Linked DNA regions of Homo sapiens: region 1 is linked to region 2. Evidence: chromatin loops called from intact Hi-C (ENCODE). Cell type or tissue: PC-3. All regions are shown on one strand. Links, peaks and the distances in the headings refer to the core of each region. The heading gives the core; the rest is flanking DNA.

Region 1 (15,893 bases), core at 4,509-12,508, 320 kb after region 2:
TTCTTCTGCCTCAGCCTCCCAAGTAACTGGGACTACAGGAGCCTGCCACCACACCTGGCTAATTTTTTTGTATTTTTAGTAGAGACGGGGTTTCACCGTGTTAGCCAGGATGGTCTTGATCTGCAGACCTCGTGATCCGCCCACCTTGGCCTCCCAAAGTGCTGGGATTACAGGCAAGAGCCACGGTGCCCGGCTCCCTTCTTTTGCTATAGCATAGCTGAATGAAATCCTAAGTGCTACAGCAAAAGAAGGAACTGGTGTGGAGGCCCTGTCATACCAAAAATATCTCAAAAACAAGACTGTATATCTGTTTACATTCCCAGTAACTAGCACCATGCTTACAGCACATAGGGGATGCTCAATAGATGTTCGTTGAACTGAAGTAAAAAATATTTTTTAAAAAAACATTGAATTGGCTTTGCCAAATCTGATATTACAGAACCAATACTGACCAATGGGCATTGTCTTTCTTTTCTCAGAATTCAAAACCTGTTTAAATAAGCAGCTCTAGAATTGTTCTAAAGATTAAGCCTACCCGTCTGTTTCTAGAATCTGTTTTCTATCCTGAGACAACTGGAAAAATATTTTCCTATCTTCCATTTTTTGGCATCCATTCTGTTCTGTATGGTTTCTCAGTTTACCAACAGTGTTTCTGTTACCTCACCTGCAAAACCTGGCATTAAGCGTCTCCGAATATGAACACTGAACTCATTTTAAATGATAATTTTATCTCTTTGAGAGCTTAATTTCTGACCTTGTCATATTTATTTTTCCTATTTTCATTTAAAGAACATTCTCTCTTAAAGGAGATTAAAACACATCTATGGCTGTGGAATCCATTTAACATAAATGTGATGTGGCCAAAGCATCATATTCTTCTAATTGCCCATCCTTTAGAATCACTGCTAGCATCTCAGTTTCTCAGACAGAGCTAAGGTAAAGAGTACTTGGAAACTCTTCTGTGCTACATGGAGGAGCTGTTTTCTCTGTTCTGACAGATCTCCTGATGCTCAATACCTAGAGCATCTAGAAAGAATTTCATGACATTTTTTCCAAGTGACACTACCCTCCTCTCATGTCTTATATCTTAGTGTATTCAGAGGCTTGAGTTCTGACATTTTTTTCTCTAAACAACAGTACAACTGATCCAAATGTTTTTTACCTTTCTCACTTCTTGCCCTTCCCCAATGCCACACAATATAATTCCTCTGCTAAAAATGTAGGTAACTTTGTTCAAAGTTTTTTTCAACAAACTTTGTAATAAGTTCAAAATACATCAGAAGAGAGTTAAAAATGTCCATTTGACAAATTCTTGAGACTTTGTCAATATGCCAGCCACTGCATCACTAAAAATACAAGGGCATATAGAATATGGTGCCTGACCTTGAGAACAGTTCATAAGACTCTGATAAAAACACAGGACAGAGGGTGGAGCCAAGATGGCCAAATAGGAACAGCTCCAGTCTACAGCTCCCAGCGTGAGCGACACAGAAGACGGGTGATTTCTGCATTTCCAACTGAGGTACCAGGTTCATCTTACTGGGGAGTGTCGGACAGTGGGTGCAGGGCAGTGGGTGCAGTGCACCGTGTGTGAGATGGAGCAGGACCAGGCATCGCCTCACCCGGGAAGCACAAGAGATCAGGGAATTCCCTTTCCTAGTCAAAGAAAGGGGTGACAGACGGCACCTGGAAACTCGTGTCACTCCCACCCTACTACTGCACTTTTCCAACGGGCTTCTCAAACGGCACACCAGGAGATTATATCCTGCACATGGCTCAGAGGGTCCTACGCCCACAGAGCCTCGCTCATTGCTAGCACAGCAGTCTGACATCAAACTGCAAGGTGGCAGCGAGGCTGGAGGAGGGGCACCCGCCATTGCCGAGGCTTGAGCCAAAGCGGCTGGAAAGCTCAAACTGGGTAGAGCCCACCACAGCTCAAGGAGGCCTGCCTGCCTCTGTAGACTCCACCTCTGGAGGCAGGGCACAGACAAACAAAAGACAGCAATAACCTCTGCAGACTTAAATGTCCCTATCTGACAGCTTTGAAGAGAGTAGTGGTTCTCCCAGCATGCAGCTTGAGATCTGAGAACGGGCAGACTGCCTCCTCAAGTGGGTCCCTGACCCCCGAGTAGCCTAACTGGGAGGCACCTCCCAGTAGGGGTGGACTGACACCTCACACAGCCGGGTACTCCTCTGAGACAAAACTTCCAGAGGAACGATCAGGCAGCAGCATTTGCAGTTCACCAATATCCGCTGTTCTTCAGCCACCGCTGCTGATACCCAGGCAAACAGGGTCTGGAGTGGACCTCCAGTAAACTCCAACAGACCTGCAGCTGAGGGTCCTGACTGTTAGAAGGAAAACTAACAAACAGAAAGGACATCCACACCAAAAACCCATCTGTACGTCACCATCATCAAAGACCAAAGGTAGATAAAACCACAAAGATGGGGAAAAAACAGAGCAGAAAAACCAGAAACTCTAAAAATCAGAGCACCTCTCCTCCTCCAAAGGAACGCAGCTCCTCACCAGCAACGGAACAAAGCTGGACAGAGAATGACTTTGACGAGTTGAGAGAGGAAGGCTTCAATAGATCAAACTACTCCAAGCTAAAGGAGGAAGTTCGAACCAATGGCAAAGAAGTTAAAAACTTTGAAAAAAATTAGATAAATGGATAACTAGAATAACCAATGCAGAGAAGTCCTTAAAGGACCTGATGGAGCTGAAAACCACAGCACGAGAATGTGATGAATGCACAAGCCTCAGTAACCGATGCGATCAACTGGAAGAAAGGGTAACAGCGATGGAAGATGAAATGAATGAAATGAAGCATAAAGAGAAGTTTAGAGAAAAAAGAATAAAAAGAAACGAGCAAAGCCTCCAAGAAATATGGGACTATGTGAAAAGACCAAATCTACGTCTGACTGGTGTACCTGAAAGTGACGGGGAGAATGGAACCAAGTTGGAAAACACTCTGCAGGATATTATCCAGGAGAACTTCCCCAATCTAGCAAGGCAGGCCAACATTCAAATTCAGGAAATACAGAGAATGCCACAAATACTCCTTGAGAAGAGCAACTCCAAGATACATAATTGTCAGATTCACCAAAGTTGAAATGAAGGAAAAAATGTTAAGGGCAGCCAGAGAGAAAGGTCGGGTTACCCACAAAGGGAAGCCCATCAGACTAACTGCTGATCTCTCAGCAGAAACTCTACAAGCCAGAAGAGAGAGGGGGCCAATATTCAACAATCTTAAAGAAAAGAATTTTCAACCCAGAATTTCATATCCAGCCAAACTAAGCTTCACAAGCAAAGGAGAAATAAAATACTTCACAGACAAGCAAATGCTGAGAGATTTTGTCACCACGAGGCCTGTCCTAAAAGAGCTCCTGACGGAAGCACTAAACATGGAAAGGAACAACCAGTACCAGCCACTGCAAAAACATGCCAAATTGTAAAGACCATCAAGGCTAGGAAGAAACTGCATCAACTAATGGGCAGAATAACCAGCCAACATCATAATGACAGGATCAAATTCACACATAACAATACTAACCTTAAATGTAAATGGGCTAAATGCTCCAATTAAAAGACACAGACTGGCAAATTAGATAAAGCGTCAAGACCCACCAGTGTGCTGTATTCAGGAAACCCATCTCACGTGCAGAGACACACATAGGCTCAAAATAAAGGGATGGAGGAAGATCTACCAAGCAAATGGAAAACAAAAAAAGGCAGGGGTTGCAATCCTAGTCTCTGATAAAACAGATGTTAAACCAACAAAGATCAAAAGAGACAAAGAAGGCCATTACATAATGGTAAAGGGATCAATTCAACAAGAACAACTAACTATCCTAAATATATATGTACCCAGTACAGGAGCATCCAGATTCATAAAGCAAGTCCTTAGTGACCTACAAAGAGACTTAGACTCCCACACAATAATAATGGGAGACTTTAACACCCGACTGTCAACATTAGACAGATCAGTGAGACAGAAAGTTAACAAAGATATCCAGGAATTGAACTCAGCTCTGCACCAAGTGGACCTCATAGACATCTACAGAACTCTCCACCCCAAATCAACAGAATATACATTCTTTTCAGCACCACACCACACCTATTCCAAAACTGACCACATAGTTGGAAGTAAAGCTCTCCTCAGAAAATGTAAAAGAACAGAAATTATAACAAACTGTCTCTCAGACCACAGTGCAATCAAACTACTACTCAGGATTAAGAAACTCACTCAAAACCGCTCAACTACATGGAAACTGAACAACCTGCTCCTGAATGACTACTGGGTACATAACGAAATGAAGGCAGAAATGAAGATGTTCTTTGAAACCAATGAGAACAAAGACACAACATAGCAGAATCTCTGGGACACATTCAAAGCAGTGTGTAGAGGGAAATTTATAGCACTAAATGCCCACAAGAGAAAGCAGGAAAGATCTAAAATTCACACCCTAACATCACAATTAAAAGAACTAGAGAAGCAAGAGCAAACACATTCAAAAGCTAGCAGAAGGCAAGAAATAACTAAGATAAGAGCAGAACTGAAGGAGATAGAGACACAAAAAACCCTTCAAAAAAATCAATGAATCCAGGAGCTGGTTTTTTGAAAAGATCAACAAAACTGATAGACTGCTAGCAAGACCAATAAAGAAGAAAAGAGAGAAGAATCAAATAGACGCAATAAAAAATGACAAAGGGGATATCACCACTGATCCCACAGAAATAAAAGCTACCATCAGAGAATACTATAAACACCTCTATGCAAATAAACTAGAAAATCTAGAAGAAATGGATAAATTCCTCGACATATACACTCTCCCAAGACTAAACCAGGAAGAAGTTGAATCTCTGAATAGACCAATAACAGAATCTGAAATTGAGGCAATAATTAATAGCTTACCAACCAAAAAAAGACCAGGACCAGATGGATTCACAGCCGAATTCTACCAGAGGTACAAGGAGGAGCTGGTACCATTTCTTCTGAAACTATTCCAATCAATAGAAAAAGAGGGAATCCTCCCTAACTCATTTTATGAGGCCAGCATCATCCTGATACCAAAGCCTGGCAGAGACACAGCAAAAAAAGAGAATTTTAGACCAATATCCTTGATGAACATTGATGCAAAAATCCTCAATAAAATACTGGCAAATTGAATCCAGCAACACATCAAAAAGCTTATCCACCATGATCAAGTAGGCTTCATCCCTGGGATGCAAGGCTGGTTCAACATACAAAAATCAATAAACGTAATCCAGCATATAAACAGAACCAAAGACAAAAAACACGTGATTATCTCAATAGATGCAGAAAAGGCCTTTGACAAAATTCAACAATGCTTCATGCTAAAAACTCTCAATAAATTAGGTATTGATGGGACGTATCACAAAATAATAAGAGCTATCTATGACAAACCCACAGCCAATATCATACTGAATGGGCAAAAACTGGAAACATTCCCTTTGAAAACTGGCACAAGACAGGGATGCCCTCTCTCATCACTCCTATTCAACATAGTGTTGGAAGTTCTGGCCAGGGCAGTCAGGCAGGAGAAGGAAATAAAGGGTATTCAATTAGGAAAAGAGGAAGTCAAATTGTCCCTGTTTGCAGATGACATGATTGTATATCTAGAAAACCCCATCGTCTCAGCCCAAAATCTCCTTAAGCTGATAAGCAACTTCAGCAAAGTCTCAGGATACAAAATCAATGTGCAAAAATCACAAGCATTCTTATACACCAATAACAGACAGAGAGCCAAATCATGAGTGAACTCCCGTTCACAATTGCTTCAAAGACAATAAAATACCTAGGAATCCAACTTACAAGGGAGGTGAAGGACCTCTTCAAGGAGAACTACAAACCACTGCTCAAGGAAATAAAAGAGGATACAAAGAAATGGAAGAACATTCCATGCTCATGGGTAGGAAGAATCAATATTGTGAAAATGGCCATACTGCCCAAGGTAATTTACAGATTCAATGCCATCCCCATCAAGACACCAATGACTTTCTTCACAGAATTCGAAAAAACTACTTTAAAGTTCATATGGAACCAAAAAAGAGCCCACATCGCCAAGTCAATCCTAAGCCAAAAGAACAAAGCTGCAGGCATCACGCTACCTGACTTCAAACTATAATACAAGGCTACAGTAACCAAAACAGCATGGTAGTGGTACCAAAACAGAGATATAGACCAATGGAACAGAAGAGAGCCCTCAGAAATAATGCCACATATCTACAACTATCTGATCTTTGCCAAACCTGAGAAAAACAAGCAATGGGGAAAGGATTCCCTATTTAATAAATGGTGCTGGGAAAACTGGCTAGCCACATGTAGAAAGCTGAAACTGGATCCCTTCCTTACACCTTATACAAAAATTAATTCAAGATGGATTAAAGACTTACATGTTAGACCTGAAACCATAAAAACCCTAGAAAAAAACCTAGGCAATACCATTCAGGACATAGGCATGGGCAAGGACTTCATGTCTAAAACACCAAAAGCAATGGCAACAAAAGCCAAAATTGACAAATGGGATCTAATTAAACTAAAGAACTTCTGCACAGCAAAAGAAACCACCATCAGAGTGAACAGGCAACCTACAGAATGGGCGAAAATTTTTGCAACCTACTCATCTGACAAAGGGCTAATATCCAGAATCTACAGTGAACTCAAACAAATTTACAAGAAAAAAACAACCCCATCCACAAGTGGGCCAAGGACATGAACAGACACTTCTCAAAAGAAGACATTTATGCAGCCAAAAAACACATGAAAAAATGCTCATCATCACTGGCCATCAGAGAAATGCAAATCAAAACCACAATGAGATACCATCTCACACCAGTTAGAATGGTGATCATTAAAAAGTCAGGAAACGACAGGTGCTGGAGAGGATGTGGAGAAATAGGAACACTTTTACCCTGTTGGTGGGACTGTAAACTAGTTCAACCATTGTGGAAGTCAGTGTGGCGATTCCTCAGGGATCTAGAACTAGAAATACCATTTGACCCAGCCATCCCATTACTGGGTATATACCCAAAGGAATATAAATCATGCTGCTATAAAGACACATGCACACGTATGTTTATTGTGGCACTATTCACAATAGCAAAGACTTGGAACCAACCCAAATGTCCAACAATGATAGACTGGATTAAGAAAATGTGGCACATATACACCATGGAGTACTATGCAGCCATAAAAAATGATGAGTTCATGTCCATTGTAGGGACATCGATGAAGCTGGAAACCATCATTCTCAGCAAACTATCGCGAGGAGAAAAAACCAAACACTGCATGTTCTCACTCATAGGTGGGAATTGAACAATGAGAACACATGGACACAGGAAGGAGAACATCACACACTGGGGCCTGTTGTGGGGTGGGGGGATGGGGGAGGGATAGCATTAGGAGATATACCTAATGCTAAATGATGAGTTAATGGGTACAGCGTACCAACATGGCACATGTATACATATGTAACAAACCTGTACATTGTGCACATGTACCCTAAAACTTAAAGTATAATAATAATAAAAAAAACACAGGATAGCATGTTAGAATGGTAAATTTAACATTTTTGCATTTTAAAGAGGTGCTAAATCAAGAGAGGGGGCTCGAAGGAGACCATTTGGGCAGTATGATGTGTGCCACCTGCAATGTGGAGAACACAATGAACTGGGATCTGGCTCTGCCTGGAAAATCTGAATGTGGGAGATAAACTGGTTGGCTGCTTTGGTGGATGAACAAAAGAGAGGGACTGCATTGGGGTTAAGTGGTATTCCTGGAGTTTATCAAGGCAGAGGATGCAGGAAGGTTGCCATGGACCACATGTGAGCCATGCATACAAGAGTGAGCCAGAATGAACTTGTCCAAAGGTGCCATCTAGAGGGCTGAACAGAGGTACTTCCAAATGCTAAATAGGTTGAGGAATGATTAAGTGATCAGCCAGAATATATCTGTTTCATCCTCATCAAGAGAACTGCAGATAAGAGATACCCAACTGTGGGAGTGAGAGATCCCAAAGAACCTGCAGAAGTGCCCATGATAAACAGGATCAGCTTTTCTTCCATCTTCCAAAACCAAAGAGTACTGACATCCATGAAAGTGTTCAAGAAAGAACTTTCCTGCTACTCCTGCCTATCCTCCTTCTTTCCTGTCCCAACCGTGGAGGCATCAGAAACACCCATTAGCAATAATGAGGAGAAAGTTCTTGGTAAGAGAAGAAAGAATGGGATATGTGCATTACCCTGACCTGATCACTGTGCCATAAATATATCAAAACACCACTATGTACCCCATAAATACATACAATTACTACATGTTCATTAAAAAGAAAAGAAAGAATGACCCTACCACCCTTTTCTGAGTGCAGGCCACCTGCCTGCTGTATGCCTGAGGTGAGCAAATTGCAAGTGTATTCCATCACTACAGTTATAGAACTATTTGAAATGTTAGGGAAGCACAGAGTGAAGAATGATTATTTATTGAGGAAATAAATATGGCTTCCCAGAGAAGGCAACTCTTTATCAATAAAGTCTTAAAAAAATGAGTAGGCATTTGCCATATTGGCACATTCCAGCTCAGAGAACATCATCAACAAAGATGGAGGCTCACAAATGCATGCTGTGTTCAGTGTATTGGGAGCTGTTTGGCATAACCAGGACAGGAGAGGTCTTGCAGTTTTACTACTACTACTCCCTCAGCAGTTAAAAGATCTACTAAAATACATCTTGAAACAAATAATATTTACTAAATCTGATTCCTAGCCTCCAAAAATTTGAATTTAAATTCAGATACACTCCTGGTGCATTGCAATATATTTGCAAAGGTGTCATCTCCATAACTAATTTTCCGTTCAACAACCTCAAGGGGTTGTTCCTCCATGGTGAATCTGCTTCCTAATATTTACATTTTTTGCCTCCAGATGTCACAGCCAACAAAAGTATTCATCTCAAAATCTTTTTCATGACAGTACATATAGTAGGTATTGTTACAGCTAAGCCTTGTATATGCTTTAAATAATCACCTAAGTTCATAGCTACCTTTTAGAACAAGAGCGAACGGGGTATGGATAAGTGTATTTGCTTGGCCAAAGCAACATTCGCATTGTCAACCTCTTTCTCCTTTTAGAAGATGTACAATTCCCTTCTACCCACCGCTGAAGCCTGGTGTCTGTGCTGGTTGTTCTCCTTCAGCCTTCTTTTTCTATGGAGTCACTTCTTGGTCTCCTGGGGAAGCGCTTCTGGCATCTCAGCTAACAGGATCTCTCCTCCCCCTCATTCACTGCCCCAGGATTTCCATCTGTCCCTGTAATCAGCAAATGCCCTAAGAAAAGGCATAGCCATAGTGATCAAACTCAGAATTCTGGCTCAACTGTCCCTCCACAGGAAGAGCAATTTTCTCCCTGCCAAAAAAAGCCTCTCTAACTTCTCCACCATCTTTTCCCAAACAATAGTGGACTTGCCTGAGTTACAGCTGATTGGCCAATTTTCCCTAATAGGAAAATCTCTTCTATGTAATGGAAAGTTCTTAAAACAAAAAAATGAATAGCATCTCAACTGACTTCATCTCATGGCATTTCCTGGAGTCAAAGTCATGGTATGTGACTCTGATGTGGCTTTTTGTGTGTTTTTGTTTTTGTTCTCCCTGAGCTATATAAAAAAACAAGACCTATGGGATCTGTCATGTCTGACAATTATGACAAATGCCCAGGCTCACACAGGGCCAAAGGAGACAGTATACCAGGCAGGCTGAAGCATTCTTAGTGTATCTTTTTTTGCCTCTTTAGAACCTGTCCTGCACTTTGGGGATGCTGAATATCACGTCAATGAAAGTGCTCGCTACGTGGAGGTTTGTGTTTGGAGAAGAGGCACTGATCTTTCCCAACCATCATCCATCGCCGTGCGCTCCAGAAAGTCAGAGCAGGAGTCAGCAGAAGGTGAGAGGGCCACTTAAAGAATATATCATTATCATGATACATGTTTATGGTGGAGTCTAGTCTGTTAAGTGTAAGCATGCTTAGTCTTTGTTGATGGACTCTGAATGAAAGTTTCTCTGGCTTCAGCACGTAGATGGTTTGTATACATAATGACTTCTGCTGGTTACAAAATAAGTACATTATTCAAACAGCAGCCTTTATGATTCATTTATTACCCACTGGCTTGTCATGGGCTCACATTAATTTTTCCAAAGTTCAGAATATTTATAGATACCTAAAGCTGCTCATAAACAATATTTCAGATGAAATTACCCCCATAATGGCCAAGCAAGTCCCAACTCGTGGAAGAATCTCGTCACATATTAGACCTTTGAAGTGTAGGAGGTTTTCACTTCAGACTCAGGCATTTGCCTTAGCTTCAAACAGCATGTCTTCATGCCCTGCTCACCTTTGCATTTCCTGACATGGATGATCAAGGCCTAGCTGACAGCATGGCACAATTCTAGATATCATTTCCTCTAGAGTACCTGTCAGGTGCTTTATCAGAAAAAGAACAGGACCCAATAGGAAAAGAAAAGGACATTTCCATGTACATTGATGCCCACATTTTCTCATTTGCAGTTGTGACCTTTTGGTGTGGTGTTAGGTTGTTAATTTTATATCTTTCTAACTTTTTGATGTGAGCATTTAGCACTATAAACTTTCCTCTTAATACTGCTTTAGCTGTGTCCCAGAAGTTCTGGTATGTTGTATCTTTGTTCTCATTAGTTTCAAAAAAATTTCTTGGTTTCTGCCTTAATTACATTGTTTACCCAGAAGTCATTCAGGAGCAGGCTGTTTAATTTCCATGTAATTGTATGGTTTTGAGTGATCTTCATGGTATTGGTTTCTATTTTTATTGTTATATAATCTGAGAGTGTGGATGGTATACTTCTGAATTTTTTGAATTTGCTAATAATTTTTATGGCCAACGGTGTAGTCGATTTTAGAGTACGTGTATGTGCAGAAGAGAAGAATGTATATTCTGTTGGTTTTGGGTGGAGAGTGTTATAAATGTCTATTAGGTCCATTTGGTTAAGTGTCAAATTTGGGTCCCAAATATCTTCATTACTTTTCTGCCTTGATGGTCTGTCTAATACTGTCAATAGGGTGTTGAAGTCTCCCATTATTATTGTATGGTTATCTAAGTCTCTTCATAGGTCTTTAAGGACTTGTTTTATGAATGAGGATACTCCTCTGTTGGGCACATAAATATTCAGGATAGTTAAGTCTTCTTGTTGAATTAAACCCTTTACGATTATATAATGCCTGTCTTTGTCTTTTTTATCATTGCTGGCTTAAAGTCTGTTTTGTCTGAAATTAGAATAGCAACCCCTGCTTTTTTTGTTTTCCATTTGTTTGGTAGATTTTTTTTTTTTTTTTTTTTTTGAGACGGAGTCTCGCTCTGTCGCCCAGGCCGGACTGCGGACCGCAGTGGCGCAATCTCGGCTTACTGCAAGCTCCGCTTCCCGGGTTCACGCCATTCTCCTGCCTCAGCCTCCCGAGTAGCTGGGACCACAGGCGCCCGCCACCGCGCCCGGCTAATTTTTTGTATTTTTAGTAGAGACAGGGTTTCACCTTGTTAGCCAGGATGGTCTCGATCTCCTGACCTCATGATCCACCCGCCTCGGCCTCCCAAAGTGCTGGGATTACAGGCGTGAGCCACCGCGCCCAGCCTGTTTGGTAGATTTTTCTCCATCCCTTTACTTTGAACCTATGACTGTCATTGCATGTGAGATGGGTCTTTTGAAGACAGCATGTGGTTGGATCTTTCTTCTTTATCTAACTTGCAACTCTGTGGCCTTTTAATTGGGTCATTTAGCCTGTTTTCATTCAAGGTTAATATTTGATATGTGAGGATTTAATGCTGTCATCTTGTTGTTAGCGGTTTATTATGCAGACTCAATTGTGTAGTTGCTTTATAGTGTCAATGGTCTATGTACTTAAGTGTGTTTTTGTGGTGGCCATAATGGTCTTTCATTTCCATATTTAGTGCTCCTTTAAAAACCTCTTGTAAGGCAGGTCTGGTGGTAATGAATGCCCTTAACATTTGCTTGTCTGATGAAGATCTTATTTCTCCTTTTTTGATGAAGCTTAGTTTGGCTGGATATAAAATTCTTGGTTGAGATTCTTTTTTTTTTTTAATAATGCTTAATAAAGGCCCCTAATCTCTTCTGGCCTGTAGAGTTTCTGCTGAAAGATATGCTGTTAGCCTGATGAGGTTCTCTTTGCTGCCTTTCTCTTCTCTTTAGCTGCCTTTAATATTTTTTTCTTTCATGTCAACCTTGGAGAGTCTGATGACTATGTGTCTTAGGGATAGTTGTCTTATACAGTATCTTAAAGGGTTCTCTGCATTTCCTGAATTTGAATTTTGGCCTCTCTAGTGAAGTTGGGGAAATATGCATGGACAGTATCTTCAAATATATTTTCCAAGTTGTTTGGTTTCTCTCCCTGTCTTTCAGGGATGCCAATGAGTCGTAGATTTGGTCTCTTTACAGAATCCCGTATTTCTAAGAAGTTTTGCACATTCTTTTTTATTCTTTTCTCTTTATTTTTGATTCTGTTCATTCAGAGAACCTTTTTGCTATGAGATTCTTTCCTCAGCTTGGCCAATTCTGTTGTTAATACTTGCAATTGGCCCGGCACAGTGGCTCTCATCTGTAATCCTAGCACTTTTGGAGGCCTAGGCAGGTGGATTGCTTGAGTCCAATGTGGGCAACATGGCAAAACCCCATCTCTTCAAAAAATACAAAAAAATTAGCCCGGCATGGTGGTGTGCACCTGTAGTCCAAGCTAGTTGTAAGACTGAGGTGGGAAGAGCACCTGAGCCCAGGAGGTTGAGGCTGTGATGAGCCATACATTCCAGCCTGGGTGACAGAGTTCAAACCCATCTCAAAAAAAAAAAAGTAAATTAATTAATTTAAAAATAATAAATATTTTCAATCGTATTATGAAATTCTTGTAGTGTTTTCAGCTCTATCAGATCTGTTGGTTCTTTCTTCATTTCATCTTTCAGTTATTATATCATTTTATTATTATCCCTAGATTCCTTGGATTGGTTTTGACTTTCACCTGATTCTCGATGATCTTTATTCCTATCCATATTCTGAATTCTATGTCTGTTATTTCAGTCATTTCAGCCTGGTTAAGAACCATTGCTGGGGAACTAGTGCAGTCATTTGGAGGAAGGAAGACACTATAGCTTTTTGAATTGCCAGAGTTCTTACGCTAGTTCTTTCTCATCTGTATGGGCTGATATTCCTTTAACTGTGGTGTAATTTTAATATAGTCAATTGACTTTGTTTCTGGACGTTTTCAGAGGGCCAAGGCTTTGTTCAGGGTCTTCATATGTAGCTGAATTCTTGTCCTTGGTTTCACAGGGTGTTATATGCAAAGTATTTTTGGTTTTGAAGTTTGGGCTGTGATCTAGTAGATGGCGTGTAAGTGTAACGGCTGGTAGGCAGGCTCTTACTCAGCCACATGGCTCCTCTGTGCATTTGCAGCCATGTTCCCTCTCAGCACTCTAACAGTGTGGGTTCCTCTCTTACCTGAGTGCTGGCTGCAGATCTTGGCTTTGCACTCCTAAGCTATACACCGCAGCCTTGAGGCAAGCTCAGGCTTTACACTCCCTCTCCAGCTTGGGGGTGACGAGGACAGAGACCTTAGCAGTGGTAATGGCAAAGGGCTTTTGACTTGTCTCTTGGAGCTCCACCCCAGAGAAACACAGAGCCACTACAAATCAGAGTGGCTGCATTGTGAGCCCAAGCTTGGGGCACTGGGGAGGGCCTGCCTGGTGATGGGCAGGGAGTGCAGGAAGCTCACAGGGAGGACAGACTGGCCTCTTCTCCTTAGGGCAGCTAAGAGCTGGAGGTGTGAGTAAAGCACTCAGAATCTTTGTTCCTTTTCTTCTCTGGGGGCAGCAAGGGCAGTACCACTACAGTGGCAGTAACAAAGGAACTTTCAGTTGCCTCTGGGAGCTCCACCCCAGAGAAATGCAGAGCCACTGCCAATGGAAATGTTCAGCCAGGAGGTGGTGCAGCTGTGCTGTGGTCTTGAGCCAGGAGCCCTGTCTGGTGAAGAGCAGGGGGTTGGGGTCTCACAGGGAAGAGAGACTTGGCTCCTGTCCATATGGCAACTGGCACGGTAGAGGTGTGAGTAAAGCCCTCAGACTCTTTGTTCCTTCCCCAGTCTGAGGGCAGCACTGGCAGAACCACTGCAGTGGCAGTGGCAGAGGGGCTGTCAGTTGCCTCTGGGAGCTCCAGCCCAGGAAGACACAGAGCCACTACCAGTGGGAATGCTCAGCCAGGGGCAGGGCAACTGCTTTGCAGTCCTGAGCTGGGGGCCCTGCCTGGTGAACAGTAGAGGCTCCCAGGAAACAGAAACTGAGCTCCTCTTCGTATGGTGTTTGTGCCATGCCGGAGGTGTCAGTGACTTGACCAGCCCTTTGTTCCTTCCCCAGTCTGAGGGCAGTAAGGGCAGTACCACTGCAGCTGCAATGGCAGAGAGGTTTTGCATTGTCTCTGGGATTTCCTCCCCAGAGAAATGCAGAGCCGCCAATGACTAAAGGGTTCAGATGGGGACAAGATGGCTGTGCTGGGTTCCCAGATCAAGAGGCCCTACCCAGTGAGGATAACAGTGGCAGGGACTCGCATGGAGAACAGTCTGGGCAGTTTTCTATAATCCTGCTGCACTGGGCTGGAGGCCTGAGTTAGTCCTGAATCTCTTTGCTCCCTCCCAAGCCTGAGCGCAGCAGGAGCTGGGGTTGTGGAGCAGCAAAAATGGTGGCACTGCTACTTCTGGGAGCTCTGTCCCAAGGAAGTGCGGAGCTGCTACCAGCCAAGAGCCTAGGTGGGGCTGGGGTGGCTGGTGTCCCAGGTCGGGAGGCCCTGCCCAGTAAGAGGTAGCAGAAGCAGGACTCATGGGGAAAACAGTCTATTTCTCCATAAGGCAGCTGTGCTGTGCTGGGGGTTACATTAGTTCTCAATCTTTGTGCTCTCTCCAGAGCCTGAAGACTGCAGGGGCAAGAGCTGCAGACCAGCAAAACTGACAGGCCTGCCTGCTACCACTGGGATCTCCATCCCAGAGAAGTGCAGGGCTGCTACCAGCCTGCAAGCTCAGGTGGCCATGCTGGGGTCCCAGGCCAGTGGGCTTTGTTTAGTGAGTTCAGTGGAGGCAAGTTGTGCAGTCCATCTGCTCTTCAGCTCTGTGAATTCACAGAGCCCCTATCCTGGGGGCATGTGAGGCAGCAGGAGCTCCAGAGGCTGGTACCAGTGTTCCCAGGGGTCCAAAGCCCCTGGGACTCCATGCATGCCTGAGCCTTAGCTCTGCCCAGTCTCCACACAGTTCCCTGTGTCTGTCTGGAGGCACCAGTGGTAGGGGTGGTCATGGGGGATTTCCAGAGCCCAGGGTTGCAAAGGTTCATGGAAGAACTGTGGGTCCCAGGAGGGTCGCACTCACCATTTACCCACGGTGGGGATCCTCCCCTGGCTTTGCCCCAGTCCTAGGTGGGCAGCCGTCCTGTCTCACTCTTCTATGTTCTCTGTGGGTCATGTTGCTTCCTTGATGAATCTCAACCTGTCCACCTAGAAAATCCAGCTGAAGAGCTTGTGTGTTTATTCACCACTCTCTGTCCTCTCCATGAGAGCAGCACACACTAACAGCTTCTAGTTAGCCATCTTGGCACTCTCCTCCCCTTTTTTTCATTCTTTTTTAAGTTTTCAGACAGGGTCATTTCTCACTGTGTATGTATCCATGAAACCAAGAGTGAATAAACCCATTTGGTTAGGTGGACTTCTTTGCCTGTGGTTTGAAAGAGAAATTTAGATTCCTTTAGATAAACCTCTTTGCATAAAAGTAATGACGCCTCTGCTAGCTGTCTGGTAGGGATGAACTAATAA
Region 2 (15,500 bases), core at 7,501-15,500:
ACAGAAAAAATTAAAGCTGGGAAGTAAGAAAAAGATTGTTACGGACTGGTTGCAATTTAGGTTAGTCAAGGGAGCTATCTTTAAAGGGTGACATTTGAGTAAAGATCTTAAAAGAGACATGAGCCAAGAAATTATATAGCAAAGGAGTATTCCAGAAGGATGCATCAAAGCAAAAAGGTCCTGAGGTCTGACTTGTTGAAGTAGCAGCCCAAAAGACAGAATTACTAAAGGGGAGAGTTGAAGGAGACAAGGTCAAAGAGGTAGGAAGGACTGATCATGTAGGCCCTTGGCTGATTTTCTTAGTACAATGTGGAACTATTAGAGGATTCTGAGCAAATAACTATTGTGACTTGACTTATATTTTTAATAGATCTGGAATGGACATGCATTTTCATTTATGACTTGCCTATTCCCGTTAAGTTCCTAATAAAGGTAAAGGGGAAAACAACTGAGGACTAGACTACTAGGAAGGAGTTATTAGGTGGAGAGACACTCGTATTGTTGTGAGATAACAAAGGCAACAGGAGTCAGTGCTATAGATGTCCTATTGCTCAAGAAAGAAACTTCAAAGAGAAATGTATTGCTCTTCCATGACCAGGTATGGAACTTCAGAATGAATGTCTGAGTATACAACATTGTAAGCAGAAATCTGAGTCTCAAGAGAAGAAAAATCTCAGTTTGAGCACCTGGCTGCCAAGCTCTGACCCATCTTAGGAGAACTTCATCATGTAAGAGCCTGGATGACATCGCTGGTGTTAAACCCTATGGATGATCTTAATCATTCTTACTTGATCTCTCTGCAGTATTGAAGACTGTTTTTCCATTCTTAAAATCCTCTTTCCTTGTCCTTCTGTGACTTTAGGAACACCTCCCTTCTCTGGTATTTCTCATTTCTCCAACACCATTCCTTCCCTGGACCCATTATGGCCACTCTTCTTCCTATGCTTTGTTCAGTTCTCCAGTGCACATTTTAGCCCTATTTCCTCTCACTCTTGCTAAACTTACTCTTTCCCGTGATTTCAATTATCATAGATATTTGGACATTTACTCCACTTGAATATTCCATAGTCTTTCAAAGCCAGCATATTCCACATTTAGTCACCATATTTACCCCTTCCACTATTCTCTTCTCTTTTTATTTGTTGACTCTTACTTATCCTTCAAAATTCATATTACATTATCCAGAAACTCTTTGCTGGGGGCTCATCTCCAGCTGTTTACAGCCTGGTCTCAGACCCTATATTCCAGCTCTAACAGCTTTCACTTTGCACTTACCTCCACCATGGTATTTGTTACACTGAGAGGCAATTATTTGAGTAGGTGAAAAAATATTATATTTTAAAAACTATTTTATCGGGCTGTAGAATTTATCCGGAGTACAGAGACAACTGATTTTTCATTAAAAAAGACTTTTGTTATAAAACATAGTCAATAAAGAGATGTATTACCCTGCTTAATAAAGTAGGAGAGTACCTTTCTGAATCAGAAATTTGGGTTTAAAAAGAAAAACTAAGGAATATTCTGCTTTTCCTCAACAACTGAGGAAGAATACAGGAAAAGCCAGGAGGATGGAGTCCTGAGGAAGTAAGAAAAAAAGGAGAAGGAATTCAATTCTGAGGAATGAATCATAGCAATACAGTGACATGCCAGGACCAAGAAGAGAGCTGACCGAGAGGGGATTCCCTATGAAGATGGCTTGCAGGCTTCAGACACAGTGTTGTTTTCTCCTCTCTGCTGGAATTCCTCTCTGTTGTCTCTAAACCCTTAGTAAAATTATTTCATATATGATAGTCTTGTGTTAGCTGTCCCTGGGAAGGAATGAGAAGAGGCTCTGTCCATGAATCCCATGTAGGGCAAAGTGGTGGGCAGTGCACACCCTGGGCCAGGGTTCTGATAAAAGAGGTGATTGAGGAGAGGTCTGGAAACAGCTTTTGGAAGAAGATAATGTGGCTCCCCCAGTATGTTAGTCCATTTTACATTACTATAAAGGAATACCTGAGGCTGGGTAATTTATAAAGAAAAGAGGTTTAGTTTGACTTATGTTTCTACAGGCTGTACAGGGAACATGGTGCTGACATCTGCTTCTGGTGAGAGCCTCACAAAGCTTCCCAATCATGGTAGAAGGCAAAGGGAGAGCTGGTGTATCACATAGCAAGAGGGAGCAAGTGGCTGGGGAGGAGGCATCACATTCTTTTAAACACATGGGGAAAGGATTCCCTATTTAATAAATGGTGCTGGGAAAACTGGCTAGCCATATGTAGAAAGCTGAAACTGGATCCCTTCCTTACACCTTATACAAAAATTAATTCAAGATGGATTAAAGACTTAAATGTTAGACCTGAAACCATAAAAAGCCTGGAAGAAAACCTAGGCAATAGCATTCAGGACATAGGCATGGGCAAGGACTTCATGTCTAAAACACCAAAAGCAACGGCAACAAAAGCCAAAATTGACAAATGGGATCTAATTAAACTAAAGAGCTTCGGCACAGCAAAAGACACTACCATCAGAGTGAACAGGCAACCTACAAAATGGGAGAACGTTTTTGCAACCTACTCATCTGACAAAGGGCTAATATCCAGAATCTACAATGAACTCAAACAAATTTACAAGAAAAAAACAAACAACCCCATCAAAAAGTGGGCAAAGGATATGAACAGACACTTCTCAAAAGAAGACATTTATGCAGCCAAAAAACACATGAAAAAATGCTCATCATCACTGACCATCAGAGAAATGCAAATCAAAACCACAGTGAGATACCATCTCACACCAGTTAGAATGGCGATCATTAAAAAGTCAGGAAACAACAGGTGCTGGAGAGGATGTGGAGAAATAGGAACATTTTTTACACTGTTGGTGGGACTGTAAACTAGTTCAACCATTGTGGAAGTCAGTGTGGCGATTCCTCAGGGATCTACGACTAGAAATACCATTTGACCCAGCCATCCCATTACTGGGTATATACCCAAAGGATTATAAATCATGCTGCTATAAAGACACATGCACACGTATGTTTATAGCGGCACTATTCACAATAGCAAAGACTTGGAACCAACCTAAATGTCCAACAATGATGGACTAGATTAAGAAAATATGGCACATATACGCCATGGAATACTATGCAGCCATAAAAAATGATGAGTTCATGTCCTTTGTAGAGACATGGATGAAACTGGAAACCATCATTCTCAGCAAACTATCACAAGGACAAAAAACCAAACACCACATGTTCTCACTCATAGGTGGGAATTGAACAATGAGAACACATGGACACAGGAAGGGGAACATCACACACCGGGGACTATTGTGGTGTGGGGGGAGCGGGGAGGGATAGCATTAGGAGATATACCTCATGCTAAACGATGAGTAAATGGGTGCAGTACATCAACATGGCACATGTATACATATGCAACAAACCTGCACATTGTGCACATGTACCCTAAAACTTAAAGTATAATAATAATAAAATTAAAAAAAAAAAAAGAAAAGCTACTCCTGCTTGCTTCTGGTTGCATTTGCATGGAATGTCTTATTCTACCCCTTTACCTTAAGTTTATGTGAGTCCTTATGTGTCAGGTGAGTCTTATGGAGGGAGCAGATAGTTGGTTTATGAATTCTTATCCATTCTTTAATTCTGTATCTTTTCAGTGGAGCATTTAGGCCATTTATATTCAATGTTAGTATCGAGATGTGAGGTACCATTCCATTCATTGTGCTATTTCTTGCCTGTATACCTTGTTCTGTTGTTGTTGTTGTTTGTTTGTTATTGTTGTTGTTGTATAGGTCCTGTAATATTTACGCTTTAAAGAGGCTCTGTTTTAATGTTGTTCCAGAATTTGTTTCAACATTTATAGCTCCTTTTAGCAGCTCCTGTAGTGCTGGCTTGGTAGTGCCAAATTCTCTCAGCATTTGTTTGTCTGAAAAAGACTGTATCTTTCCTCCATTTATGAAGCTTAGTTTCAGTGGATACAAATACTTGGCTGATAATTATTTTGTTTAATGAGGCTGAAGATAGGGCCGAAATCCCTTCTAGTCTATAGAGTTTCTGCTGAGAAATCTGCTGTTAATCTGATAGGTTTTCCTTTATAGGTTACCTGGTCCTTTTACCTCACAGCTCTTAAGATTCTTTTCCTCATCTTAACTTTAGATAACCTGATGACAATGTGCCTGGGCAATGATTTTTTGCAATGTATTTCCCAGGTGTTCTTTGCACTTGTATTTGGATGTCTAGGTCTCTAGCAAGGCCAGGAAGTTTTCCTTGATTATTCCCCAAAATATGTTTTCCAAACTTAGATTTCTCTTCTTCCTCAAGAAGGCTGATAATTCTTAGTTTGGTTGTTTAACATAATCCCAGATTTCTTGCAGGCTTTCCTTGTATTTTCTTATTCTTTTTTCTTTGTCTTTGTTGGTTTGGGTTAATTTGAAAACCTCGTCTTCGAGCTCTGAAGTTCTTTCTTTTGCTTGTTGGAATCTATTGCTGAGACTTTCCAGAGCATTTTGCATTTCTATAAGCGCATCCATTTTTTTCCTGAAGTTTTGATTGTTTGTTATTTATGCTATCTATTTAATTGAAACTTTCTCCCCTCATTTCTTGTATCATTTTTTTTCACTTCCTTAAATTGGGCTTTGCCTTTTCTGGTACCTCCTTGATTAGCTTAATAACTAACCTTCTGAATTCTTTTCCACGTAAATCAGGGATTTCTTCTTCATTTGGATCCATTGCTGGTGAGCTAGTGAGATTTTGGGGGGGTGTTAAAAAACCTTGTTTTGTCATATTACCACAGTTGGCTTTCTGGTTCCTTCTCCTTTGGGTAGGCTCTGTCAGAGGGAAAGTCTAGGGCTCAAGGCTGTTCTTCAGATTCTTTTGTCCCACAGGGTGTTCCCTTGATGTAGTACTCTCCCACTTTTCCCAGGGATGTGGCTTCCTGAGAGCAGAGCTGTAGTGATTTTTATCCCTGATTTTTATCCCATGCAGGTTGTCAGGGAAGTTGAAGTCACAGGCCTCACCCAGCTCCCACATAACCCAAAGGGCTGGTCTCACTCCCACCATAGCCCCTGCAACAGCACCGAGTCTGTTTCCAGGCAGTGGGTGAGCAGGGCTGAGAATTTGCCCCAGGCTACCAGCCTCCCAGCTGCAAAAGCAAGTAGGGCTTTGGTACTTCCCCACCTGTAGAGTCTGCACACTGGATTCATGCCCTCCCCCAAGTTCTGGCTAGGAGACTTCTCAATCTGTTCAAATTGTTTTAAAGTTCAGCTGGAAGTTTCCTTCTCTTTGTGACCATTTCCCAGTGCCTCTGGTAGCCCTCCTCAAGGACCCCCGTGAGGCAAGGCAGAAATGGATGGCTAGGGAACCCAGTGAGCCCACAGGGCCTTACGCCCTGCTTTCTCTAGCAGTGTATGTCACTTGGCTCTCTAAATTGACTCAGCTCCAAGTAAGGTCAAAATCTTCTCCTGTGATCTAGACCTTTAGGTTCCCCAGTGAGGATGTGTGTTCAGGAGCTGACTATTCCCCTTTCCCACTTCCACAGTTTGCAGTTTGGGCTCCCACAGCATTTGGGGTGTCTCCTGAGACCTGCAGGAGCAATCCGCTTCTTTCTGAGGGTCTGTGGGTTCTCTCAGTGTTCCTGATTTATTCCTGCAGTCAAAGTTCATGATACAAGCCTCCACACGCTGCTTTGTCTGTCCAAGTGGGAGCTGCAATCCAGTCCTGCCTCCCATCCACCATGATCTCTGGAATACATCTGAAATGTTCTATGTCTTGATTTGAGTGACAGTTTCACACATATACTCATGTATGTGTGTGTATATGTGTGTATATATATATATGAGTTACACACTTACAGTTTGTGAGTGTTACATTTTAATAAAAATAAATCTTAGAAATGACTACATATTTGTTCCTTTTCTTTTATCAATATACTTCCTCTAGTATTCATATAGAGAACCAGGGCTAAATTCATCTTTACAAAGGTAAATCGCAGAATGAATTGATATCCTAGACATTGAAAAGAACAAATGTGAGATTAAAATTTCAAACAGTTTTGAAAACTACTACATTGTGTATTCTTGCACTATCTCTGCCTTTCTTGATATCAGACCATTGCTCATGCTGTTTTCTCTGCTTAAAATGTTCTTACTTCTCCCGTGACTTGTCTACTCATCCTTTAGGTCTCATTGCTTGCTCTGGAAAACCTTTCCAGAACCTCAACCCTGAGTTAGGTACCCCTCTTATGTACCCTTATAACACCCTTTGCTTACTACTATCATCCACTTGACACTCCATAATGCAATTGCCTTCTTAATTTATTTGTTTCCAAATTAAGCTGTCAGTTCCTGAAGGGAAACTTGAGTTACTGAAGGTTGTGTCTTCCACACTTGGCACAGTGCCCGGTAGGTGCTCACAAATCATTGGTTGAATTATTATTTGGATGTAGAACAAGCTGGACCTATCAATTCTCAGCAGAAAGATTATGTATGATACCTGATTCCAGCAGTATAGCACGATGGACTTAGAGGCAACTGGGAACAGTTTTCCACTGTCTACATCACCATTGTAGTGATGAGAGTTTCTCACTTCTGGGGTTTCTTCAACGCACATCACATCTCATTATAATTTTAAAGAAAGGAAACTGAAAACTGGGTTAAAGAAATCTCATCACTAGAAGGTGTTGAAGAAGACTCCTAAATAAATTAGATTTCCAAACCCAAATGCCAAAAGCTTAGAAAGAGTATAAATGAATGCGATGGATTGTGTTTTTGCTCCCAATTATTAGGGCCCTTCCTGTAAGTGTTTTATATATCCTCACCATTGACCTATGACTTGCAGGACTTCCATTTGGAAGAATTATATTTACTTGTCCCATTGAGGTCAGCTTGGCCACTGATTTACTTTGGCTAATAGAATGTGAGAAAAAAACCATAACACAGTCTGAGAGGAAGCATTAAAAGCCATTCCTTATCTGGCCTTTTTCCCCCAGTTTGCAACAAGAACAGCATATTCCAAATGGGGGTGGCTCCTTCAGTCTGGATCCTGGAACTTGTCACCGTCATAGACCAAATGTAATGTGAGCAGGAAATGAACCAGTGTTGCTGCAAGACACTGAGATTTTGAGGCCTTACCACAGTAGAACCTAATCTAAGAAATGGAAGCAAGCATCAAGTGGAGCACTTACCAGACTCAAGAAAGCCTATTTGTCCCAAGAGACAGCCAGTCCTTAGCTCTCATGAATTGTCACAATGTAGAACTGCACGCTAACTCTTGCCAGATCTTCCTGTAAGAGGAGCCAAATTTTAAATTAAATCAATTCCTGATTTTTAATTAAAATATACCTTCTTTTTAAATGTTGGCGCTAAATCCATACGTTTAAAAAACACTTAGGGCAAATCAAATCAAGTAATAACTCATAATCTCTTTTCCATTCCATAGTTTGCTCATACATAAAATAAGAATGCGCTGGCCCGGCGTCGCTGGGCTTTCCTCAAGGGGTCCCCGAGCAGCGTCGCAGAGCGGGCCGACTTCCGGGAAGGAAGTGACCAGCGACTGAGCGGCGGCCGGCGCGTTTAGCGCCCTGAACATGCGGCAGTCCCTGCGGGCGACCCCAGGCTCCGGACAGGCAGCGGCGGAGGCGGCGGCTCCGGAGGGAAGGAGGCGGCGGCGCCGGCGGAGGTGGCGGCGGAGGTGGCGGCGGAGACGGCCGGCGCCCGGCGCGGAGCCCTAGCGAGGCAGTTCAGCGCGGCCTCGGGCCTGGTCGAGAAGGATGCTGTCCCGACAGAAAACCAAAAACGAAGTGTCCAAGCCGGCCGAGGTGCAGGGGAAGTACGTGAAGAAGGAGACGTCGCCTCTGCTTCGGAATCTTATGCCTTCATTCATCCAGCATGGTCCAAAAATTCCAGGACGAACTGATATCTGTCTTCCAGATTCAAGCCCTAATGCCTTTTCAACTTCTGGAGATGGAGTAGTTTCAAGAAACCAGAGTTTCCTTAGAACTCCAATTCAAAGAACACCTCATAAAATAATGAGAAGAGAAAGCAACAGATTATCTGCACCTTCTTATCTTGCCAGAAGTCTAGCAGATGTCCCTAGAGAGTATGGTTCTTCTCAGTCATTTGTAACGGAAGTTAGTTTTGCTGTTGAAAATGGAGACTCTGGTTCCCGATATTATTATTCAGACAATTTTGTTGATGGTCAGAGAAAGCGGCCACTTGGAGATCGTGCACATGAAGACTACAGATATTATGAATACAACCATGATCTCTTCCAAAGAATGCCACAGAATCAGGGGAGGCATGCTTCAGGTAGCTTAACATTATAAATAATATAGTAGTTTATATTTATTGACATGTCAATTAAAAAGATGTTCTTTTCTAGATTTTCTTGGGACACGGACAAATACTACTAGCGAAATATTTTTCCACTTTGCTCGTCCTGCTTAAGCCTGTGTGCAAATAGTTGTTAATCTACACTGAATGGAAGAGTCCTTGTGACCATTTATTTTATTAACTCATGTTATATAAACTTGGTACTTATCTCAAGGCTGTCTAGTCTCTTAATGCTGTGACCCTTGAAAACCTAGAGAATTTAATGTCTCCAGTTGGGCTGAATTTAGGTTTAGGTTTGGTAGAATAATGGGAAGGGTAAATCTTCAGAGACACTTGACTGAGTCCTCAGAGACACTTGACGAACTTGGGAAAGGAAAGAAGAATAGGAACAACTGGGCATGGTCAGTGATACCCTGAGCAATCACATTACTTCGCTAGATCCTGCACTTTTTCTCTGAACAAAAAGTAGTTCAAGAATTATTTCCTGAGTTGATCAAAAAGACTTATAGTCATATGGTTAATTATGTGTTGAGCATGTCTTTTTATTATTTTTGTAACAGACAAAAAATATTACCATATAATTTAAGAAAAGAAGGTACTTTCCATATCTCCTGAGTTGGAGATACTTCTGAAAGGAGCAGAAGAGATGGGAGAAATGTACAGTTCTACTTTATTCCTGAAGTCCTGGTTTTACCAGATAAAATTAAGTGAGAGGAAAATTAAACTTTCTTGTCCGATTGTTTTTTTCTACCAAGTTATAGACTTTAAATTTTGGCAGGATAAAAATAAAATGTGAGACAGATTTACTTTTTGGCTCACATAACTTCAAATAAGACGACTTAAAAATGGTTTGGAGCATTAGTATTTTGACTGTAGAAAAAAATTATTCATTTAGTATTAACTGTTTATGTGTCTAGCGTTTTCCTTGGGTCTGTTGGTCTCTGCTTTCTGGTACCTTATTTGTCTAGTATCTTATTTGTGGAAACAAAACCAATCTATACACAATAGTCACAGAACAATTGTTACACTTTGTGATACTAACTGTAAGTGCAACAGGGAATCAGAAGAGAGATGAGTATAGGCTGGAATACTTAAAGAGATGATTGGAGGACTTGGAGTGGGCCTTGAGCTTGGCCTTTAGATTAACAGGGGCCAGAAGAAGGACATTTTACATGGAAAATTGGGAATAGCACAATGAAAACAGAGTAGGCATGGTTTAAATATAAGGAACAGTGTAGTTCTGCCTGGTTTGAAGAAATAAGATGTAAGGTCGAGTGGAGATTTGTGGTTCAACAATAGGCTTAGATTTGAGTCAAGTGGAAGCTCTTGCACATTTCAGAAAGACAAGTGATTTTATGAAAGCAGTGTTTAAAGATTAGTTTTGTACTAGAATTAAGGGTAGATTCCTAGAGAAAAGAGGATTGCAGGTACCAGTGGGTACCAGTGGTAATAGGAAAAGGCAAATCTAGGATGCTTTGGAAGGAAAAATGAGAATTAGAGTTTAGGAGAAAGCAGATCACTGAAGTTTTAAAAATAATGTGGAATAGTTGGTAAGAACAACTTATTTTATGAAAGCTGACATCGGAGTCTCACTGGAACATTGTAGAGGAGAGGTTTTCTAGGCATGTGGAAATGCAGTAAGAGGCATGGGTAAAAGCACCTTTTAGTTTTTAAGGAATTAGGTTAAAGAATTAGCTGCATGCTTGTGTTTATTTTGGTTATTTCTGATATACAGTTCTGAACCTCAGGAGTAATTTGTTATCTAACTAAAATAGTAAGTTTTAAAAATAAAGCTCATTTATATTTTCTTCTAGAATAATAACTGCTTATTACGGGAAATTTGCAAAATGCAGTAACGTAAAGGCAAAGTACCTGTCCACCAGAGATCCTCTTAGTATGTTATTTTCTTCATCTTTTTCCATGCCAAATTCTTTTTTTACATGGATGTGATTATATAATATTTTGTACAGTTTTCTGTTCTTTTTACTTGAATGATTTTCTTCATGTTGTATACTTTTTATGAGTGGTTTTAATGACTGCATAATCTTCCATTTGGTGCATATTCAGTGGTTAATGAGGACTTGACCTATACTTCAGAAATTTGGAAAGAGGAGAAGTGGGACATGCCCAAATTAATGGGACTTGGCCACTAACGGGGTTTGAAGGACAAAGGAGAGGGAAGAGTCAGATAGGATTAGCATAGCACATGACTGCCTAAGAGATGCTCACAAAAATAAATGGCTGAATGAGTGAATGAACCCAGCGGTTTTAAATCTGGAGGCTTAAGACAGTTTTTGGTAGCTGAGGGAGAACAGAAATAGCTATGTTTACTGTTAATATAGAATATGTGTTATTCTTTGCACTCACCTTTCCCACCTATATTGCAGACGCCACTGATAGCTTGTAATACTTTTCTACCTGAGGTTTAAGTATGTAAACATGAAGAATTAATAACAAGTTAAACTCTTGTTTTGAAAATCTAATTTGCCAAATATAATTGAGGAAATACTATAAGAACTAAATCTCTACTGATCCTCTCTTAGGAGCAATTTGACATAATATTTGTAAGTTTAAAGACAGACTTTAAAACAACTTTCCGGTCACAACTTCAAAATAAAGTACAAGTTAATTGCAAAAAAATAAATAAATAAAAATAAAATAAAATAAAATAAGAATGCTAATATCTGTTCTGCCTCTCTAACAGGGTTATTTTGAGTGTTAGATTTATCTTACTTGTAGTTGTTTTTTTATTTTAAAAAAATTTTGAAATGATAAACTAACAAAGGTCAGGGAAAGTTCTTAGACTACTCTGGCAAGGCAGGCTGGACAATTCTAAGGCGATGAGGTACCAAGGAGGCTAGTAGTATAAACCACAGTGCCTCAACTTTCCTGCCCCTCCCCTGTTCTCCACTCCTCCATGCAAAACATGAAAAGCACACTTCTCCACTGGCAGATCAGACTAGCATGCAACCATCTTCAGGAATAATCTAAGCCTGAAATAGTTGAGAGGTAAGTAATTGACAAAAATGAATGGTTCTCTGTCATGAAACAAGCAAGGTATAAGTTTGTGTTGATCGATCCAAGTTGCCTTTCCTAGATTATAACATTGAACTTCATCCTTCTTAACTACGTCATAGAAATGACTCGGGCAATTCAAAAAATAGCTTAAAGACATGTAGTATCAAGAAAATTGGATAAGTTTTTTATGTTTGATTAAATGCCTCAAAAGTACTTGTTTTATTTTATGCAAAGATTCAAAATTCTTAAAAGATGTGGATTTGTCTAATAATTTGCATGATATAGCTCATAGGTAGAATTTTATGATAATTATGAATGTGTACTTCAGTAAAAATATTTCTGAAAAATTTAAAGAAGATTAAGGAATGCCTGAAAGAGAAAAATGTAATCTGATGTATTTTTTTTGTTGTTGCATTTACGGGGCTCACATTTTTTCCTTCCATTGTGCAGATACGCCACTAGAGAGCACTGTACGGCACTGCTTCCTCACACCCTGTGTGAGGTGCTGAATCTGACCTCTGATTTCCTCATTGAGAACCCTCCAGGTTTTGACTTACTTTAATAGGGCCAGGTACTCTATAGGGCATTGTGCCAGATGCTGGAAACAGAACAACAGAGACAGGACCCACAAATACAAAGGAACAGATTGTTCACAACAACCTGAGACAGGTGTTAATAAACAGGCCTGTGTCAGCACTACAGGAGTTTAGAGAATTGCTAACGATGTGATTCTGCAGGAAAGGAAAGTGGGAGGTCATGGAAAAGAAAGCACTCTCAGACTCTGACCAGTCCAGGCTGAAGAAGGTATGAAAGCTGAATTTTAGGCTGAGTTTCCTTTTCATTTTCCCCTTCCTGCCTTAGCAATGGACCTCCATACTGGAGGGAACCTGAAGCTAGGATATGACATAGGTTACCCGCAGGATATATAAAAAATGATCAGCCTATACACCCAGGACTGCCCGTGAGAAGTTGCTTTCCTCTGCACTGCAATATTCATTTGTCATTTATTGATTTGAGAAATATTTATTGTCAAGTGTGCCCCAAGCACTCATTGGTAAATAAGATAGCCATAGTCAGGGTGTGTCCACTTAAAAACTGTAGTCCAGTGGAGACACAATGATTGCAACGTAGTGTAATAAGTCCTGTGATAAGGGAAGAAGATGGAACCACACAAGTATAGAGCAGGGGCACCTGACAAAGACAGGAAGTCAGGGAAGGCTTCGTGGAGGAAGTACTATTCAATGAAGACCCTAAGCAGAATTGGAGGCCACCTAAAAAGGAGTAGGTGTATTCCAGGTGAAGATAGCACAACCCAGGAAAAAAAGAATCCAATAGGATTTTATTTGTGTATATACAATTTTCAGATCTTGCTGTTTTCCACTTATCCATTTTATCCTGAGTCTCCATATCTTTATTTTTGAAAACATGATTTTAATAGTTGCTCTAATAGTCCATCGTAAGAATAGTGACATTTATTTACCCATTTTCAGAAATAGCATTTTTAAGACTCATGCTAATCGCTCTCCCTTTGTCAATATAAAATCATGTGAATTAATTCTTACTGCTTATATGAATATCAACAACATTTCCTTTACTTGGTTGACTCTTGAGCACAATTCCTGCAACCCAAACTGATATCCAGCCATAACAAACACTGAATTTATGGAAGGTATTAAATTATTATGTATTGTTTAATTTTAAGTTTTTAATAAAATTTGCTGCAGTTGTTTTACATGAATTGGCAGGGCCTTAAGAGGCACTCTGGATTCTTTTCCTGCTGCTCAGATTACCCCGTCTGTGTCATTCATTCTTCCGTCTCTCCCAAGTCTGCATCTCCACTCCCTCCATCCATTAGTCCCTCAATCTCAGGCTCCTCCCTCTCTGGGATGCTCTGCTGATACTTATCTCCATCTTTTATCCAGTAAATACTTTTTTTTCTCTGTGGTCCAGTTTCCTGAATCTGCAAACATTAGCTTCATAAATGATTTTTTTAAACCACACTTTGGGTAAATATGTAAGTATGATATATGTGGCAAATTGCTTACATAGCAAATTGATTTTCTGGGTCAGGCAGGAAAGACTTTCACAAAAATCTTACAGGAAGTAAGATGATTTAGATGGAGTATCCAGTCACCTTCTGTTGAACCATTTCAGACCTAATTTATATTTTTTGTTCTGTCTCCCTTTAAAATTGAGCTTCCTCACATTTCCATACCTTTCATTTTAACCTACTTTAATGATAAGGTTTTTGGTTTGTTGGGTTTTGTTTCTGACTGTTTTCATTTATTGTCTTGGTATTCATTTATGCTTACTTAGCAAGGTATATTTCAGACAGAAACAGCTCACTGGTTTCATAGCTGCACAGCACTAGCTCTTCAGTTCAAACTCTATTTTCACTGAAAGATTTGTTGCATCTCATGTCTCTTACATTGCTGTGTGACTCACCATGAGTTTGGGAGTCTTTCAGAACCTCAGAACACTCAAATGATTTAAATTTCTCAAATATGTTCATTTCACATATAGGAAGTCACTTTCATCTGGACCACCGGGTCTTGACATTAGAAATGAGAAGGTCTATGGCTCCACAACAGCTACCTCAGCCTGGCACGTGCCCTGGCCTCAGAGATTCACAGTCCAGTTCTTTGTCCAGTTGGGTGGCTCCTGTCTACCACCTTACCATGCCCACTTAACTGATGCAAAGTTAATATCACAAGTAGCCACCTGTTCCTTGCAGTGAAAATTGTACTTACCACTTTCATAGCCCCAAGATATCCATGTATCTTTATTAACAGGCGCTTAACAACTTGCATCATTTAAAATGCCTCCCCTGCCTATCAGCTGATGATGGCCACAGGAAGGTGGGCCTGGAAGATAACAGCTAGCAGGCTAAGGCCAGACACTGACACTTGCAGTTGTCTTTGGTAGTTTTTTTGCACTAACTTCAGGAGCCAGCTCGTGATCTCAGGATGTATGGAAAAATAATCTTTGTATTACTATTGTCAGGTAAGTGATTTTATTTCATCTTGGTTCTGTTATATTGGGTATGAGATCATAGAATAAAATGTAAACTACCCTATTTTAGTTCTATCTTATTTAAATGCATAAATGAGTAGTATTTCCTCTTCCAGTCTGGTGGATGGATTTTACTGGAACTCAGCTACCAATGTGGGGGAAATGGCACAAGGGAGCCCAGTATTTATGGCCGAATCCAGTTTTCTAGTATGAGAAGCTTACTTCAATTCTAAGTCTAGCTAGAATTAAACTAATTTTATCAAATGCTATGAGAAATAGCTCTCTGTGAATAAATGTATTGCTTTGTTTGAGTTATAAGGAGATTCATTTCCAAACTAAAGAGTTATTAACAAAGGTGTTATATGGCTTTTAGTTTTAAAAAGGTATAATTTCCTATTTCTGCCAAATGGTGAGAAGCCAAAAGCATGAACACTGAAACCGTGGGGAGTTGTTCGCTTCTCTGTGGGTCCATTACTAAAGTGTCACATAGGAAGAAACAAAAACAAAAACAACTCTTACTGGCTTAGATGTCATGTGAATTTTAGGAGAAATTTAAATCCATTAAAATAAATATCATAGGGTCATTATTAAATTGTATTCAATAATTTGAATTTAACTTAGTTTAAATTTAATTATTAATTTAGTGTATTAAATAAACATGATTTTGGCCTCTTTCTGAGAATATTATAGTTAAACATCCTCTCAAGTGCAGTGCTTATGTGTTAGCAATACTAGTGCCCAGCACACAGGGGGCAGGCAGTTGCTTGAAACATTCTGAGTCTATTAGACATTGCTGTAATCCAAGTGAGAGCAAGTATCAAGGATCTACTGAGCATACAGTAGCATACAGGGAAGAGAGGATCTACTGAGCATACTCTGTAGCATACAGGGAAGAGAGATCAGCATTTTCTAAGATACCCTAGGGGAGGATAAAATAGTGCAATAGTTAAGAGCACAGGCATGAGGAACACACAGAACTGGGTTCAAATCTAGTTTTACTTCTCAAGGCTGGGGAACATTAAGGCAAATTATGTGCCCACATTTTTATGTGTCCTTGTCTTTAAAATGCAGGCAATGTTGGCACTTGCCTTATAATAATTGCGTAAAGATTAAACAAAATGTTTAATGGAATACACTTACTGATGCCT

The links. Hi-C counts contacts between places; a loop is a spot of excess contacts. Peaks named below come from ENCODE experiments on the same cell type or tissue, not always from the same donor. Only the 100,000 strongest peaks of a DNase experiment are listed, where the experiment ranks them.
Region 1: it touches region 2 in a loop (13-fold over the local background); 3 of 110 quality-filtered maps call a loop at or near these places.

What each region holds. Positions count from the first base shown.
Region 1 is chr4:143,579,908-143,595,800 of GRCh38, reverse strand. It overlaps FREM3 (FRAS1 related extracellular matrix 3), which reads left to right. Exons shown (of 8, transcript NM_001168235.2): 7 at 9,808-9,957. Among named protein-coding and RNA genes, the nearest start is that of SMARCA5-AS1, 73 kb to the right of the region's middle. In PC-3, for the core only: a CTCF peak has its summit at 7,923 (motif pointing left); no DNase peak of the experiment used is centred there.
Region 2 is chr4:143,904,314-143,919,813 of GRCh38, reverse strand. It overlaps GYPE (glycophorin E (MNS blood group)), which reads left to right and starts at 14,255. Exons shown (of 4, transcript NM_198682.3): 1 at 14,255-14,343. The coding sequence starts at 14,307. All of the region lies in intron 9 of LOC105377459 (a long non-coding RNA gene), which reads right to left. It overlaps LOC101927636 (a long non-coding RNA gene), which reads right to left and starts at 7,483. Exons shown (of 7, transcript NR_125886.1): 1 at 7,365-7,483; 2 at 7,176-7,274. It also overlaps the pseudogene LOC100420464. In PC-3, for the core only: a CTCF peak has its summit at 11,792 (motif pointing right); no DNase peak of the experiment used is centred there; H3K27me3 peaks cover 421 bases.